Linked DNA regions of Homo sapiens: region 1 is linked to region 2. Evidence: chromatin contacts called from ENCODE Hi-C or POLR2A ChIA-PET data. All regions are on one chromosome and are shown on one strand. Each heading gives the region's core, a stretch centred on a gene start or an enhancer-like site at or near the end of the contact. The rest is flanking DNA. Distances are from core to core; before and after follow the strand shown.

Region 1 (5,692 bases), core at 581-3,080, 35 kb after region 2:
TTATTTTATTATATATATGTATATAAATATATATATATAATATATATGTAAAATAGAGTCTCGCTCTGTCACCCAGGCTGGAGTGCAATGGCGCAATCTTGGCTCATTGCAACCTCTGCCTTCCGGGTTCATGCCATTCTCCTGCCTCAGCCTTCCGAGTAGCTGGGACTATAGGCGCCCACAACCACGCCCGGCTAATTTTTTGTATTTTTAGTAAAGACAGGGTTTCACCGTGTTAGCCAGGATGGTCTCGATCTCCTGACCTCACGATCCGCCCGCCTCGGCCTCCCAAAGCCAATACTGCATTTTAAAAACAGCAAGAGGAAAATGTAAGTGTCAGTGTGCACCCCCACCACCCCTACAGGCTGGGGCATCCTGGGCAATCCCCCAGCCCCAGTGGACCCATGGCTCCAGGGGGCCTTGTCCTTGCTGGCTAGGGAACCCAGGTGGCTTCATGCTTGGCTGCAGGCCTCGTTTGTTTGGGGCTCAGACAGACTTTCCGAGCCACGTCTGTTTACGAAGGTGACTCTTGCATGTGCCTCCCAGGGCTGCTCCGTTTGTCCAAGCATCTGTTCAGCTGATTTTCTCTATTTATTTCTCCAGTAAACAACCAGGTCAAAGGCAGGGCTCTGTCATAGTTCCACAAGTCCCGCTGCCTGTGCCAAGACCTAATAGGATGCAGAGATAGGGGGGTGACCTGAACACAGCAGAGCGCGACACTCTGGAATCTCCAAACTGTGTCTGAGTGCAGGCACCCACGGCACCCAGAGGTGTGGACCAAGCTGGCCATTCTCAGGGGCATCTGCTGCTTTGGCCGCCAGCATCTGCTTCCTCTCTTGCTGCAGGTGGCACCCCAGTGACCCCATAAAGGACCACTCTCCACTTTCACAGTCCAGGGGGTTTCAGGGTGGGCCTGGAGCCCTCTGCCCCACTTGCCTCCTGGAGGAAGTGCATGGCCTAGGCCCAGCCATTAAATGTATTCTCCCCACAGCTGCCCACCTTTTGTGATTGGCTTCACAGTGACCTTGTGACCCAGCTGGGCCAAGGCATGTCATCTCCAAGAGTTTTACGAGACCCATTGAGAGAAAGGTGGGGGTCTTTCTGCCTGGATCACTGGGATGGCAGGGTGAAGGCAAGAGCTGCTGGCGACCATCCTGGCCACCGTGTGGGGAGCCCTCCTGAAAACGCAGACATACAGAAGAGGGCGAAGGGCAGGGATGGAAGGACACAGGTTTCCGAAAGTAATAGTTGAGTTCCTGGATCCAGCTCACCCTGAAGTCCCTGGATTTGGAGGATAAGTACTTTGTTCTGGTTTCCCGTCCCCTGCAATCAACAGGGCCTGACTGACTCACATACACACATCAGTTGATAGACGGATAAATGTAAGGAAGTGGGCTGCGGTGGTGGAACAAAAACTCGGCAGGATGGAACCTGCGAGAAGGCGAGTGTGTGGCGGAGGGCCAGGCGGTCTGAGAGTCACACATTTCTGGCGGCTTCCCGCCTCCCTCAGCATAAAAGCCAAAGTCCTCACCACAGCAATCAGTCCCTCCCAAGCCTCATCTCCGCCTTCTGCCCCTTGTGCCCCCTGTCCTAGCCACACAACTTCTATATTTGTTTTCTATGCTGTGTAACAAACTGCCCCAGATTTAGCAGCTTAAAACAACACCTGTTTATAAGTTCACGGTTCTGTAGGTCACAAGTCTAGTGCAGTGCGTCTGGGTTCTCTGCTCAGGCTGAAATTACATATTGCCAGCTGTGCTCTTACCAGGAGCTTGAGTTCTCTTCTGCGCTCATTTCTCTAACTGCAGGATCCAGGTCCTTGTGGTTACAGGACGATAGTCCCCATTTCCTTGGTGGCTTTCAGCCAGGGGCAGCTCTCAGCACCTGGAGAGGCCACCTGCATTCCTTGTCTCATGGCTTCCTCTATCTTCAGCCAGCAAGGGCCCCTGGAATCCTTTTCGTGCTTCCAAACACTCTGACCTCTCCTGCACCAGCCAGAGAGGATCCTCTGCTCTTAAAGGGCCCCTCTGATTAGATTAGGGCCATGAGGATCATTTTCATATCCTAAGATCAACTGACTTGGGACTTTCATTTCAACTGCAAACCCTTCGCAGCAGCACCTGGATTCCTGTTTGGTTGAATAATCGGAGAATGAGAATCTGGAGCCAGCTCTAGAGTTTTGCCTACCATGGCTGCCTTGGTATTCCTCAAACGCCCCAATCATGCCACCATGCAGGCCTTGTGCGTGCTGTTCTCTCTGCCAAAAAGGTTCTGCCTGCAGCTGGCCACGTGGTTCGCACCCTCACTACGTCCCTTCCTGTACAAATGTCCAGGTCTCTGTCCAAATGTCCCTTCCTCGAGAAGCCTCCCTTGACCTCCTTACATAAACATCACCCTACAGCCCCTTTACCTGCTTGATTTTTCTCCCAGAGCTTATGTGATGTTACAAATCTATTTGCTGTCTCCCCACACTGGACCAGAAGCCCTGGGAACAGGGACTTTATTTTGTTCACAGAGTCTGGCACAAATAAGTATTTGCTGACTGAAAGAATGAATGTAGTTCTTCAATTTCTTGGCAGTCTCAGTAGTCACCCTGGGGTCTTTCCCATGTTTATTTGTCAGCCCCTGGCCCCAGGGAGAGAGAGTGAAGCTCAGATGGAGAACCTAGGCATTGGAAACAGACTGCCTGGCTTCATGTCTTATGGGCCAGCCCTTTACTTCTCAAAGTCTGTTTCTTCCTCTGCAAAATGGGGATCATATGGCCGGGCACGGCGGCTTACGCCTGTAATCCCAGCACTTTGGGAGGCCAAGGTGGATGGATCACGAGGTCAGGAGTTTGAGACCAGCCTGGTCAACATGGTGAAACCCCGTCTCTACTAAAATACAAAAATTAGCCGGGCGTGGTGGCGGGCGCCTGTAGTCCCAGCTACTCAGGAGGCTGAGGCAGGAGAATCGCTTGAAGCCAGGAGGCGGAGGTTGCAGTGAGCTAAGATCGTGCCATTGCACTCCAGCCTGGGCAATAGAGTGAGACTCTGTCTCAAAAAAAAAAAAAAAAAAAAAAGGATCGTATCAGTATGAACCTCACAAGGTGTCTGCAAGTGCTAAATAACATAATCCAGATAAAGTATCTGGCATCCAAATCAAAACCATAAGGTGACATTGTGTCATACCCACCAAATGGGCAAAAAGTAAGAAATTATCAGGGCTTGGCAAGAATGGTGTGGTGAAAACTCTTCCATTGGAGTGTGCGTTGGTTCAACTGCCTTAGAGATTCAGTTGGCAAACTCCAATGGAGGTGAAGATGTGTGTATCCTACGTCCTGCCCAGAAGACAAACACAGGAATCTTCATCACAGCATTGCTGGCAACTGCATCTACCGATCCACATACTGCTTACATCAAGGAGATCTCACAATGCTCACTCACAGATGCCACTAGCAACAATACGGCTTCAACCAGCTGACTACTAGGCACTAGAGCAAGCACTTTACATAAATAATCCCATTTCATCTTTATTCCCATTTTACAGGTGAGAAAATGGAGGCTCAGAGAAGGATAAATCACTTCCTCAAGATCAAACACTTGGGAAGAGGCAAAGTTCTCATTGGCATCTAGGACTACAGGGGGAACGGGGGAGAGAGAAAGGAGAAGGGGAAATGGCAGAGCAAACAAAATGCCAGCATCCACAAGCCTCAGAGTGCTCTCTTCTGTAAAAAGCTCAACACCGAGCTCACCATGTGACCCAGCAATTCCACGCCTAGGTGTCTACCCAGGAGAAATAAAAACATGTATCCACACTGCAACTTGTACCTGAATGTCCACAGCAGCATTATTTATAATAACCCAAAACTGGAAACAACCCGTGTCCAGCAACTGATGAACAGATGAACTACATGTGGTCTCTCCATGCAGTGGAATAGCATTTGACCATAACAAGGAATGAAACACAGATCTATGCTGCGTGGCAGTATCTTGAAAACACTACACTCAGTGAGAGAAGTCAATCACAAAAGGCCACATACTGTATGACTCCATTTATGTGAAATGTCCGGAACAGACATATTCATAGACAGAAAGTAGATGAGTGGCTTCCAAGGGCTGGGGGAAGGGAGAATGAGGTGAGACTACTAATAAGTACAGAGTTTCTTTTGGGGGAGACAAAATGTTCCAAAATTAGATTGTGAGGATGATTGCACAACTTTTTCAATACACCAAAACCCATTGAATTGTATACTTTAAAAGAATGAATTTTATGATGCGTGAATTAGATCTCAATAAAGATGATTTTAAAATGTTTTCTGAGGGGCTGGGTGCAGTGGCTCATGCCTGTAATCCCAGCACTTTGGGAGGGTGAGCTGGGTGGATCACCTGAGGCCAGAAGTTCAAGACCAGCCTGGCCAACATGGTGAAACCCTGTCTCTACTAAAAATACAAAAATTAGCCAGGTGTGGTGGTGCACGTCTGGATTCCCAGCTACTCGGGAGGCTCAGGTACGAGTATTGCTTGAACCCCGGAGATGGAGGTTACAGTGAGACGAGATCACGCCACTGCACTCCAGCCTGGGGGACAGAGCAACACTCCATCTCAATAAATAAATAAATAAATGTTTTCTGAGGATCCCTGGTTTTCAGAGTGTTCAGGGAGTTGGTGGGGGTGGGGGACGTGTCATGAAAATATAAGTTTAGTGAATGCAGGCTAAGCAAGTCCAGCAACAGTTTTGATACAGGTCTTCTCAGAGACTTTAATTTGTGGATATAACTAGTGATACTCCCAAAAGGAGTATGTACTAATACCAGATAATGCTTATTGAGTATTCGCAGTGTTCTAGTCATCTATTAGCTTATTTATATGTATATTAACTAATTTACTCCTCACATTAGCCCTCTGAGATGGACCCTATTATTCCACTTTAGAAATGGAAAAACTGGGGCACAGAGAGGTTGAGAATCCTGCCCAAGATCACACAGCTAACAAGAGGCAAAGCCAAGATCTGAACTTAAATAGCCTTGCTCTGGGATTCACGCTAGACTGCTTATCTTGGTACAGTGTACAACATTTCCAAAACAGGTTTGACCATAGCTTACTTGAATAGGAACAATCTCAAAGGATCTGCCTTCTCTCCATCCTTGAGGTCTGCCTCCTGGATCTAGAAGCATCTCTCACTGAGACAAGTGCAACATCTTCCCCATCTCCTTACCTCCACTCTCCCTCCCCACACTGCACTCTCCTTTTTTAACACACACGACATCCTTCCCTTGCTTCAGACCCTCTGATGGCCTCCCACCACTCTTAGACCAGCGTTTCTCAACCTCAGCACTATCAATATCTGGGACTGATGAGTTCTCTGTGGTAGGGGCTGTCCTGTGCTTTGCAGGACATAGGCAGCATCCCTGGCCCCTTCCCACTAGATGCCAGGAGCAACTGCCCCCAAATGGGTGGCAACCAAAAATGTCTCCCAACATTGCCAAATGTCCTTTGAGGGGCAAAATCGCCCCCACTGGAATCACTGCCTTAGAACAGAGTCCTGTTTCCTCACTGTGGCCGATAGACGTCCCCGCTCATCTCTCCATCAACGTTGGCCTGCTCTCTGCCCTTTAAGTTCTCCCAGTGAATCTCTCCGCAGGGCCTTTGCATAGCTCCTCGCTCCCTCTGCCTGGAGCTCGTCCCCTCAGATCTTCTTCATAGCTAAGGCT
Region 2 (6,368 bases), core at 1,884-4,383:
TGCAATCTCAAAAAAAGGAAAGAATGAAAGAACGAAAGAAAGAAAGAAAGGGAAAGAGAAGAGGAGAGAGAAAAGAACAGAAAAGAAAAGAAAATTTGATCAAAAACCCCCCTTGATGGCCAAGCACCCAGCTGAACTGGGGTTCTGTAGACAGAGGCCCTGGGGAGCAGATGCTTACCCCGGACAACGACCTCTCCAGCTCTGAATTTCTGTGCTGGCATGGGTTTGCAGGTCATTAGCACTGGGTGCCACATGCCCGTTGGTTTGTGAGCTCCTAGAGGACATGCCGCATATGCTGTTTTGTACTTTCTGTGTCTAACACGGGACTCTGCATACAGTCAGTGTTCAATGAACACTTGATCAATAGAGGAGTTCACAGATCCCCTGCTCTTTTTCAGCTGCGGCCCTAACTCAGTCCAGTGTGGTTCCTGACTTCTCATCCACCTCCGTCATGAGACCATCTGCCACAGGCTCCTGCCTCCTGGTTCAACACCTGGCAGGTAGCGGGGACTCGACACAGCTGCTCAATCAGGGAGCAGCCCTCGCTTGCCGCTGGGTTTTGTTTGTGTGTTGGTTTTTGTGCCCGTCTTTGTTCCTACTTTGAATTTAAACTCCTTTTGTCTGCTTTTTGAATAGATTCTTCTAGGGGTTCATTCTATCCTCTTGCATTAATTATTTAGTGAGTATTACCATGTGCCAGACCTTATTCTGAGTGTGGTGCGTACAGGAGTGAACAACATGGACCAAACTTCTCCGCACATGGGACTTTTACCCTAACAGGGCTGTTAGACTGGGCCCAGTAACACAGGGCAGGGGTGCAGAGAGGGACAAGGATGCCACTTTAGCTATAATAATCAGGAAAAGCCCCGGATCTGAGCAGAGACCCCTGAGGACAGAGGGGAGGGAGCCGCTCACATCACTGGGGAAGAGCATTCCTTTTTTTTTTTTTTTTAAGAGACGGAGTCTCGCTCTGTCGCCCAGGCTGGAGTGCAGTGGTGCGATCTCGGCTCACTGCCACCTCCACCTCCCGGGTTCAAGCGATTCTCCTGCCTCAGCCTCCCGAGTAGCTGGAACTACAGGCACCTGCCACCGTGCCTGGCTAATTTTTGTCTTTTTAGTAGAAATGGGGTTTCAGCACCACCAGGAGCAGGACCTCAGCCCACCCAGGACTCCTGAATCAGAATCTGCCATTTGCTCACCATGCGATCCTGGACAATTTGCCAAACCTTTCTAGGTCTCTGTTTTCTCATTTGTAAAATGGGCTGAATTATTTCTCTCATCTATCTCCCTCAGATTGCTGGGAAGAACCAATGAGATAATCCATGGAAAGTGCCTAACACAAAATCAACTTAAGAAATGACAACTGGCCGGGCACAGTGTCTCACGCCTGTAATCCCAGCACTTGGGAGGCTGAGGCGGGCAGATCACTTAAAGTCAGGAGTTTAAGACCAGCCTGGTCAACATGGTGAAACCCTGTCTCTACTAAAAATACAAAAATTAGTCAGGTGTGGTGGCGGGCGCCTGTAATCCCAGCTACTCGGGAGGCTGAGGCAGGAGAATTGCTTGAACCCAGGAGGCAGAGGTTGCAATGAGCTGAGATCACCCCCACTGCAGTCCAGCCTGGGCAACAGAGCGAGACTCTGTCTCAAAAAAAAAAAAAAAAAAAGAAAGAAAAAGAAAGAAAGAAATGACTGGCAGCCAGTACCACTCTTCATGTTGGCCTCGCAGTTGATATTTCCTCAGGAGGGCACTTCTGAATTCCTCAAGGGAGAAAGAAAAACAGACTCCAGGAATATCCTGGTTGTTGGGCACAGGGAAAGCAACACTGCTGACGTCCATCTGATATAGAATTCTCAGAAATGCTGTGATACACCTGTTGGCCTGTAGCTTTCTGGCTGGTTCTTGTTTGCACTTGGGGGTCATCTTCAGGGCCTTGCAGGGACGTGTTTCCTAGAGTTGAGAATCCAGAACAGCAAAACGGGCTCCTGCGACTCCTCTGTTTCGACAAATTCATGACCCGAATGAAAGTGGCTCTGAGCTGCACTAGGCCCTGCACACAGACACTAACTGGCAGCTTTGAAAATGACCATTCTGGAAATCTGCATGAGGTTTCCAGAGGTCAAACTAAATAAGCTACTGAAACTAGTCATCTCTCGAAATTTCATCTTTGGTAATACAGCAAAAAAAAAAATTCAAAAACTTTTTGTTTTGTTTTGTTTTGAAACAGAGTCTCCCTAAGTCACTGAGGCTGGAGTACAGTGGCATGATCTCGGCTCACTGCAACCTCTGTCTCCTGAGTTCAAGCGATTCTCCTGCCTCAGCCTTCCAAGAAGCTGGGATTACAAGCGCCCACCACCACACCCGGCTAATTTTTTTGTATTTTTAGTGGAGACGGGGTTTTGCCATATTGGCCAAGCTGGTTTCGAATTCCTGACCTCAGGTGATCCACTGGCCTCGGTTTCCCCAAGTGCTGGGATTACAGGTGTGAGCCACCACAGCCAGCCTAAAAATAACTTTTTTAAAACAAACATAAATTTTAAAATAACTTCTTTTAGGCAGTCCATTCCATGGAATTGGTGGCACTGACCTCATCTGATGTCCCAGAAAGCTGGCCACAAAAGTTTCCATCCCCCATGACAGACAAACAGTTCTACTCTGGGGCAATTCTCCCTGTGTCCAGACCACAAACGCCCCTGCCTGTTTGGTGCATCTCAGCAGCAGAAAATCACCAACCACAAAGCTTTCAGGACCGGCATTTAAAATCAACCCAAAGACACTCCCCTTCCACATGCTCTGGGCTCCGTGCGATCTTTCATAGCGCAGCTCCACGCTCCTCCTCGCAGACGAGACTGGCATTCAAACCAGGAATTCTTCTGAGGGGCTCTGTGTGCAGGAATACAATCACCTCAAGCTCGTGTAAGAAGAAGAGAGCTCCAGTTACCAGGGCTTCCGAAGGCTTTTAATAGAAAACATTTGTGCCAAATAAAAAGCTTCTCCTTGTGTTTTGCTTTAGCTGTAAATTATCTGCTCCAAGGATCCACCCAGAAATCCCTACTGAGGGTGAACTCCACAGTGTGGTTGAGTCCAGATTTGTTGCTCGGTCCAGATAGATTTTCAGCTGCTGCATCCAAACTGCAGCCAGGGGGACAATAAGAACAGAACCTCTTTTGTTCTGATGAAACTGTTTTTAATGGTCCCTTCTAGGCCGGGCCCTAGTGGAAGTCTCAACAAGGCTGCTCATTGAAACGCCCTTGAAAGAGCCAAGTGGGGAGCGCGAGGGACCCTGGGGAGGGGCCGGCGGCCCTTTGCTCAGCCCTGGTGGTCCTGCCGCAAAGGAGAGCTGGGCTGTTTTATTTGTTGTCTGAGATGGAAAAGGGGGAGGGGGTCGTCGAGACGAGGACCGTCCCGCAAATTTCTATAATTACTGCCTGCAGAGTGTTAGGGACACACACACAGTAACATCAAACGTCATCCTGGAGGGTTAGGGGTTCCCAAAAGCTGAACACCCAGAAGCTGGTAGAGCAAATCCACTAAATGGAACAACATGTGTTCCCCGGCCCAAGAACTCCAACTGCATTAAGGGAGGCACATTTCTGACCACTTTACTTTTCATCTTGAGGCCTCAGGGGGCCCTTTGGTTCATGCAGAATCCAGGATATAGAGGGGAAGAAACAGATGGAAAGATACGAACCGCTACCAGGGCACAAGTAGCTGCCTGCCCCGCACCCTTCTTAAGCCCCAATGTCTGCAGGTGTCCGTCCTCTGAGGGTCCCCCAGTGGCACCTGAAGGATGCTCTCCATGTAGCAACAGTGACAAAAGAAATAAGGAAACAAGCCGGGCATGGTGGCTCATGCCTGTAATCCCAACACTTTGGGAGGCCGAGGTGGGAGGATAGCTTGATCCCAGGAGTTCGAGTTCAGCCTGGGCAATGTAGTGAAACCTCATCTCTCTACAAAACAAATAAGAAAGAAAAAATAGCTGGGCATGGAGGCACATGTTTGTAGTCCCAGCTACTCGGGCGGAGGTGGGAGGATCCCTTGAGCCCAGGAGTTTGAGGCTGCAGTGACCTATGATCACGCCACTGCATTCCAGCCTGGGCAACAGAGCGAGACCCTGTCTCTAAAAAATGAAAAGTTGTGATTTATCCCTCAGAGGGAGTTTCCCCACTTTTGAGTGAGATTTTAAGTTTGCCTCTGAAGAACATGCTCTGGTTCCCCACAAAAGCAATCGGTGGTTCTCAGCAGGGGGCAATTGTGCCCCCACAGAGAACATGGAGCAGTGTCTAGGGACATTTTTGCTGTCACAACTGGGGAAAGGGGGTGCTACTGGCATTTAGTGGGTGAAGGTCAAGGATGTGGCTTAACACCCTCTGATGCACAGGATGGGCCCCCCAACAGTGGAGGATCTGGCCCAGAAGAGAATAGTGCTGAGGTCGAGAAACCCTGGGCTAGGAGGAGGTGACTCAGACCCCATTAAAGCACCCACCGCCGCTGAGATGGGAAGGACCCTCATTTGTTTGAGGTTCAGGAAGGATCAAATTGCTGTCTGACTGGTGGAGGCACAATTTCTCCTTTCCAAGTGCATGAGAACAAGGGCGACTGGGGCTCTTTAAAGAAACAGGTTTTAGGGTTAGTCTTTATTTGGCACTAACTCATCTTAAATTGTGTGGGGGAAATGGAATACAATTCAAGTTGTATTACTAATCAATCTTTGAGTAGAATAAATCACACCAAATGATATTCTATTAAATCTGAAAGTAATTAAAAGCCATGCAAAATTCTGGACTTTCATCAAATTTTGCTCAGCTCAAACCTTCTACCCTGCCCCCAAACACACCTGCTTCCATCACCAGAGACTGTCTGGAGGTAGAACATGCTTAGTATTTGACATATTGGTTTGTTAATCACATCTCTTTGTCTCTAAGAAGTGATGAGAAGGGGCTGATATCACAGAACTTTGAGCAGAGAGGGAAGGGGTGAAGTTTAGGATCTGAGCCCCAAGGTTTGAGTCCCAGCTCTGCCAGCGGTGTGACCTTGGGCAACCTGCCCCCACCACCCCAAAACTTGGATTTTCTCATCTGTAAAGAGGGAGTAAAAATAGTTTCCTCCTCCTAGGCTTTTGTTGTTTTGGGGGTTGTTTTTCTTGATGTTGTGGTTTTGAGACAGGGTCTTGTTCTGTTACCCAGGCTGGAGTGCAGTGGTGCAATCATGGTTCACTGCAGCTTTGACCTCCTGGGCTCAAGCAATACTCGTGCCTCAGCCCCACAAGTAGCTGGGACTACAGGTGCGTGCCACCATGTGTAGCTAATTTTTTTTTTTTTTTTTTTTTTGTAGAGATGGGGTTTCACCATGTTGCCCAGGCTGGTCTCAAGCTCCTGGACTCAAGTGATCCACCTGCCTCAGCCTCCCAAAGTGCTGGCATTACAAGTGTGAGCCACCGCACCCAGCCTCCCAGGGTTCTTATAAAGATTGACATAAGATAATAGATTTAAACTTTTCAGCATACTCCCTGGCCTCTGGGACGCATCAGAAGGTGTTGGCTTTTTTTTTTTTTTTTGAGACAGAGTTTCACCCTGTGGCCCAGGCTGGAGTGCAATGGCGCAGTCTTGGCTCATTGCAACCTCCGCTTCCTGGGTTCCAGTGATTCTCCTGCCTCACCCTCCCTAGCAGCTGGGACTACAGGCGCATGCCACCACACCTGGCTAATTTTTATATTTTTAGTAGAGACAGTGTTTCACTATGTTGGCCAGGCTGGTCTCGAACTCCTGACCTTGTGATCCACCCACCTTGGCTTCCCAAGGTGCTGGGATTATAGGCGTAGCCACTGCACCCAGCCAGCTATCTTTATAGTCCAACTTTGCCCCTCTGCAGGCCCCAGGAAGCCTGGAGTGATGGGGTCCATCCCCTTGCTGCGTGTTGGGGCACCCCGCTTCTTTGCACCTACATAATTGTATGGGTCCCAATGACTTTTGTGGCTTGGAGTCTGCCTTCCCCTGGAGAATAGAAGCTCTGGAAGGGCAGAACAGGGCTGTCTCAGCACCTGGCACAAAACTCAATAAATGCTTGTGTAATGAATGGCGAAGGGAATATTTGCCCCATATGAAGAGCCTGGCTTCCAGTCCTTGCTCTGCAACTTACTAGCTGTGGACTTGGGATAACAAAAATAATAGCCTTTTCTTTCCCACGCATCTAAGTCATCAGCAGGTCCTGCTGCTTCTACCTTCAAGGTAGAGTCTGACCCTACCCACTTCTGCCCTGGGTCCAGGCTACATCTGCCTGGACTGTGGCCCCGGAAGTCCATGCCACAGCCCACAATTGCCCCCCGCAACTTGCTGCCTGCCAGTATCACTTTGCCCCATTCCAGATGT

Evidence for each region. A loop is a pair of places that touch in the nucleus more often than their neighbours do. ChIA-PET counts read pairs that join two places held with the same protein, here RNA polymerase II (POLR2A). Pooled maps may share reads with other maps.
Region 1: a loop to region 2 is called in a map of OCI-LY7, with 4 times the contacts of the local background. The contact joins two enhancer-like sites. A Hi-C loop is called at or near these places in 5 of 168 maps with a recorded cell type or tissue (Caco-2, OCI-LY7, dorsolateral prefrontal cortex and 2 more), 1 of 37 single-sample maps with no recorded cell type and 3 of 50 pooled maps. POLR2A ChIA-PET finds 5 or more read pairs at or near these places in 8 of 52 experiments (Caco-2, H1, MCF 10A and 4 more).

The regions. Positions count from the first base shown.
Region 1 is chr20:57,316,406-57,322,097 of GRCh38, forward strand. All of the region lies in intron 2 of LOC105372687 (a long non-coding RNA gene), which reads right to left. It overlaps MIR4325 (microRNA 4325), which reads right to left and starts at 5,186; the gene lies at 5,097-5,186. RefSeq lists an enhancer at 636-1,137. Within about 2 kb of position 1,831, at least 2 of the 41 ENCODE cell types and tissues checked have a DNase peak (open chromatin) inside an H3K27ac peak, as active enhancers do; they include OCI-LY7, where a contact is called at or near this core.
Region 2 is chr20:57,280,016-57,286,383 of GRCh38, forward strand. The region is part of intron 10 of LOC105372687 (a long non-coding RNA gene); the gene reads right to left. Among named protein-coding and RNA genes, the nearest start is that of BMP7, 17 kb to the left of the region's middle. Within about 2 kb of position 3,134, at least 3 of the 41 ENCODE cell types and tissues checked have a DNase peak (open chromatin) inside an H3K27ac peak, as active enhancers do; they include OCI-LY7, where a contact is called at or near this core.